Linked DNA regions of Homo sapiens: region 2 is linked to region 1. A link is an interaction called in ENCODE POLR2A ChIA-PET data of the cell type or tissue named here. Cell type or tissue: CD4-positive, alpha-beta T cell. All regions are shown on one strand. Region 1 overlaps EPHB2 (EPH receptor B2). Region 2 has its middle 28 kb from the start of C1QB.

Region 1 (2,500 bases):
GCCGCAGGAGTGGCCCTGTCAGGAGCTTCTCAGTCAAGGACAGAGCTCTGCCCTGGGCCTCCCACCCAGGGCCAGCCTGGGCTTGGGCAGGGGGCTCATGTCTCTATCAGGCCTCACTGTGAGGGGGCTTTGGAGCAGCTGCCTCTGTGGCCCAGCCTGCATGCAGGCAGCTGGTCCTGGCTGCCTCTTTAGCAGGAGCAGGATAAATCTTACCCCCCGGCACAGCCCATGCACAGCCCAGTGTGGTTCACAGCATCCTTTCCCCTCCACAGTCTCACCTGAGCTTCACAACATCCTTGTGAGACAGTTAGGGTAGGGCTCCCCAGTCTTCATGCAGAGAAACCAAAGCCCAGAGATATATACACTCAATAAAGTACCACCAGAATGTCAATATTCTTTTTTTTTTTTTTTTTGAGACTGAGTTTCGCTCTATTGCCCAAGCTGAAGTGCAGTGGCGCAATCTCTGCTCACTGCAACCTCTGCCTCCTGGGTTCAAGCGATTCTTGTGCCTCAGCCTCCCGAATAGCTGGGATTACAGGTGTGCACCACTGCGCCCGACTAATTTTTGTATTTTTAGTAGAGATGGGGTTTCACCATGTTGGCCAGGCTGGTCTCTAACTCCTGACCTCAGGCATCTGCCTGCCTCAGCCTCCCAAAGCACTGGGATTTACAGGCATGAGCTACCACTCCCGGCCTGAATGTCAGTATTATTTTGCTGTGGTTCTTAATTTCTTTGGGGTCCTGAAGATCCTTGAGAAGCTGCCACAGGCTATGAACTGCCCCCTCCTAGAAAGTTGGAGACACACAGATACTTTTATGAAAAAATTCAGGGGACTTACAGATTACAAGCCTCTGTTGTGTTGCTCCATGGTACTGATGATAATGAATACAACTTTGTTTTATTGAGCCTCTGCTTTGTGCTGGGCAGGGTGTTTGATGGTTTACATACATTATCTCAGAACACCCCTGCAGGGTAGGAGACTGAGGCTCAAGGGAGGGTGACACTGACTAAGGCTGCACAGCAGGGCTATGAACCTGCTCTACCGACTCCTGTGGCCTGTGGGGCATGGTGTGGGAGCATCTTCCTGAGGCTGCTGTTAAGAACAAGGACCTTTGCTGGGTACGGTGGCTCACTCCTATAATCCCAGCACACTTTGGGAGGGTGAGGCAGGAGGGTGAGGCAGGAGGATTGCTTGAGGCCAGGAGTTCGAGACCAGCTTGGGCAACACAGTGTGACCCCATCTCTACTAAATTTTTTTTTAATTAGTCAGGCATGGTGGCATGTGCCTATAGTCCCAGCTACTTGGGAGGCTGAGGTGGGAGGATCGCTTGAGCCCAGGAGGTCAAGGCTGTAGTGAGTCATGGTCATGCCACTGCACTGCAGCCTAAACAACAGAGTGAGACCCGGTATCAAAAAAAAAAAAAGAAGAAGAAGAAGAAGCAGAAGTAGAACCAGGGCCTCTAAGGAAGTTTACAGTCCATACTTTCTGCCTTTGGAAAAGACTGCTGGCTTACCCCAGGCCTGAGAGCAGGAACAGCTACTGAGGACAGGGTTTCTAGCAACCTCTGAACTCCCAGCAGGGAGCCTCCTTCTCCCACTTCCCAGGGGTCTGATTTGAGGGCCCTGGGTAGAGCCTGTCTCAGCTCTACATGATGGGAAAGTCTGCAATTCAAGCTTGACTCATTTGGCTTAACTCATGGGAATTTGCCTTCCTTGAAATCCTCTTCCCACCCTGGGACAGCCTAATGATTCCTATAGGGCACTTGGGACGCCCTTGGCAGTGAGTCGGCCCAGAGAGCAGGACTGAGGGAGAGGGCTGGGAGGTCAGTAGGGTCACTAGACTTAGGGCAGAGCCCCTGCCTGTGCACCCCTCAGGACCGGAGCAGCCTAAGGTATCTTGTACAGTGGATAAGAGTGTGGGCTCTGAGGGACCTGGGTTCAAATCCTGGCTTACACCTACACGCTCTGTGACTTTCGATAGGCTCTTTTCCCTCTCTGAGCCTCAGTTCCCCATTAGTAAAATGAGGATGATAAATAGCACTAAGAGACATGTGGCCCTGTCCCTGGCCCAAAGGTAGTGCTCAATAAAGATGATCGTAGTGGTCATCGTTGTTGCTGTCATAAGCAGAGTCGGGGGGCTGTGGAAGAGAGCTCATCGTACACACGGGGGTCTACAGGAGGCTGCTCAGGAGACCTCCCTTTCCTCTTTGGCAAGACTGTACCTGAAAGGGGATTGGGCGAGGAGTGATAAGGCTGGTATGGGGGAACGTTTGGGGACAAGGCGGCCCCTCTTGCCTGGTTGGTGTGGGGAATGAGGCCTGGTGCTGGGCCCAGAGACGTAAAAGCCTCTCCCCTTCAACTTTCCTCCCAAATAATTCTGGAGGCTGGACAAAGAGTTCCATGGGGCCCCCCTTCCCAATGCATGAGCCGAGGCTCTGTTTAGCAGCCCCCACCCCACAGACCCGCCTCAGTCACTGTGTTGGCCAAAGCATGGTTCCC
Region 2 (2,500 bases), 54 kb before region 1:
AGGAGCCACGCAGGGGACAAGGGCAGGGGACAAGGGCAGGGGACAAGGAGGTGAAGGTCCCTATGCTCCTGTCGAGCAGGCTGAGTTAGCCATTCTGCCCCGGGCATTCCCCTAGATCTGGAAATGGGTTCTGCTCAGAAAATGGAAATGAATCCATTATTCATTCTCTCTTTTCTCTTCCCTTCCTGCCTCCCCGTCTCTCCCTCCTTCCTTCCATCTTTTCCCCCTGCTTGCCCTCTCTTTGTCTCTTTTTTTTTCTCTTAATGTCTCTTTTAATCTCTCTCACATTCACCGTCTTTCCCCTTCCAGCTGCTCCTCCCCCAACTCTTGCCCATGACACGGTTCCCAGGGAACCTGACGGTGTGGCTTTGAGCCTGTTTCTGTTCCCCTCCATATACCAGGGGGTTGTTGGGAGCTTCCCCCACTGACAGGCCCCCTCTGGGGTATGGAGGTACAGTTAGTGCAAGATAGGCCATGGTTTGGGGTCAGTTCCAGCCCTGTCACCAACCTTATGTAACTCCTTTTCTTCTCCAAGTCTTATCTCTTCCTCTGTGCATGGAGTGGGCACACATGAAGAACACGGCCTCCACAAGTGCCCTGCCCCCAAGAACCAGAGCCACTGAGCCCTTTGAGGGTTGCATAAGAACTGTATTCACCTTTGAAAATGGTCCCTCCTCCAAATCTTAGTGCCTGATGTCCTGCCCAAAGCTGTCAGACTGCCCCCCTCCCAGAGCAGAGCACAGCAGAGCAGGCCTGGGGATGTCCTGACTCGGACTGACTCCAAGATGTCACCACTAGACCAACGCATTCCCAGTTAACCTTGGCCTTGGAGGGTGAGAGGTCACAGAAATAAGCGAGACCAGGAGTCAGACAACCTAGGTTCTAATCCCCCCTCTGCTTCATGCCTGGCTGAGGGTGTTGGAGAAGTCACTTTACCTCTCCTGGCCTCATTAGCCCTCATCAGGGAACTGGAGCTAATTGCTGATTTGTGCTTGAAACTAAAGAAAGGGAGGTTACCAAAGAAACTGGCACTAAGGTGGCATTTTGCTGAATTCATGGATGGGCTAATTTATGGACCACAGATTGTCTGCTCTACCCAGGCCCTTTCTACTTAGGGGGAAACTGAGGCTGGGAGAAGGGAGGCAACCTGCCCGGGGTTGGCAGCGAGTGGCAGCAGTGCCCAGACTTGAATTCCAGCCAGACGTTTAGCAGTTCCTCAGTGCAGGCTATCAAAGACAGCCGATTCCAAAAGGGAGATCAAAGGCCTGCTTCCTTATTTACAAAGAGAAGTCCTCATTAAAACATGGCCAACGGCTGAGGCGGCTGTGGAGATGGGCCACGTGTGTGCCAACAGAGAATTCACCATCCCAGACAGACTGTGCTGAGCGGCAAGGGAGCCGTTCAGTGAGTCTGTGCTAGGGAGAGCCAGCCCTAGGGTGGGGTAGTTAGGGAGGGCTTCTTGCAGGAGGACTGGGCTCAGGCCAGCCTCACAGGGAAGACGGGACATCTGGGACATCCAAGGAGAGCTGACCGCAGCTACCTTTTTTTTTTTTTTTAGCTGGAGTCTTGCTGTGTTGCCCAGGCTGCAGTGCAACGGCACTATCCCGGCTCACTGCAACCTCTGCCTCCCAGGTTCAAGCGATTCTCCAGCCTCAGCCTCCTGAGTAACTGGGAGTACAGCATGTACAACCACGCCTGGCTAATTTTTGTATTTTTAGTAGAGACAGGTTTTCTCCATGTTGGCCAGGCTGGTCTCGAACTCCTGGCCTCAAGTGATCCACCTGCCTCGGCCTCCCAAAGTGCTGGGATTTCAGAAGTGAGCCACCGCACCTGTCCCACAGCCACCATTTATTGAGCACCTACTGCATACCAAGCACTGACGGTAACTCTGAGAGGCTGGGATCCTGTCCCCATTTTCCAGGGGAGGAAACAGAGGCACAGGACCTGCCGGGGGGGTTGCCACAGGGCAAGCCAGACCCCACTGAACCCGGCTCTGGGGTCTCCATACCTCCAAGCTTGTCGCTTCTGGGCTGCACTGCCTCTTCAAGGATAACATGAGCCACTGTGTGTGTCTGGGGGTGGGAACATGGTCTGTCACCAGAGTCATTTGTCAAAAGCCAAATGCGTGGGTAGTGGGGTGGAGGGGACCAAGGAGGGCCTGGCTGGAACAGCAGGTTGGGGCTGGACTAGACAGATCCTCCCAGCATGCAGGGCCCAGGGTTCTTTGATTCGACGGAATCCTTCGTGAGTATCTACTACGCAACAGGTACTGTTCCAGACATGAGGGACACAGCAGCGACAAAAACAGATGGCACCTGGACTTATGGAGTGGATCCCTTGAGGAGAAGGATGAAGAATAAATCCATAAATAAATACGATCATGTCTCATTTCAGATGGTTATCAGTCTTCCAGAGCTGCTGCAATAAGATAACACAAACCAGGTGCTCAAAACAACAGAAATGGATTGTCTCGCAGTTACAGAGGCTGAACGTCTGGAAT

What was found. Peaks named below come from ENCODE experiments on the same cell type or tissue, not always from the same donor. Only the 100,000 strongest peaks of a DNase experiment are listed, where the experiment ranks them.
Region 2: POLR2A ChIA-PET joins it to region 1 with 6 read pairs; 2 of 35 experiments call an interaction of 5 or more read pairs at or near these places.

What each region holds. Positions count from the first base shown.
Region 1 is chr1:22,734,027-22,736,526 of GRCh38, forward strand. The region is part of intron 1 of EPHB2 (EPH receptor B2); the gene reads left to right. Among named protein-coding and RNA genes, the nearest start is that of MIR4684, 16 kb to the left of the region's middle. In CD4-positive, alpha-beta T cell, no CTCF peak of the experiment used is centred here; a DNase peak (open chromatin) is centred at 1,375.
Region 2 is chr1:22,679,657-22,682,156 of GRCh38, forward strand. No RefSeq gene overlaps it. Among named protein-coding and RNA genes, the nearest start is that of C1QB, 28 kb to the left of the region's middle. In CD4-positive, alpha-beta T cell, no CTCF peak of the experiment used is centred here; no DNase peak of the experiment used is centred here.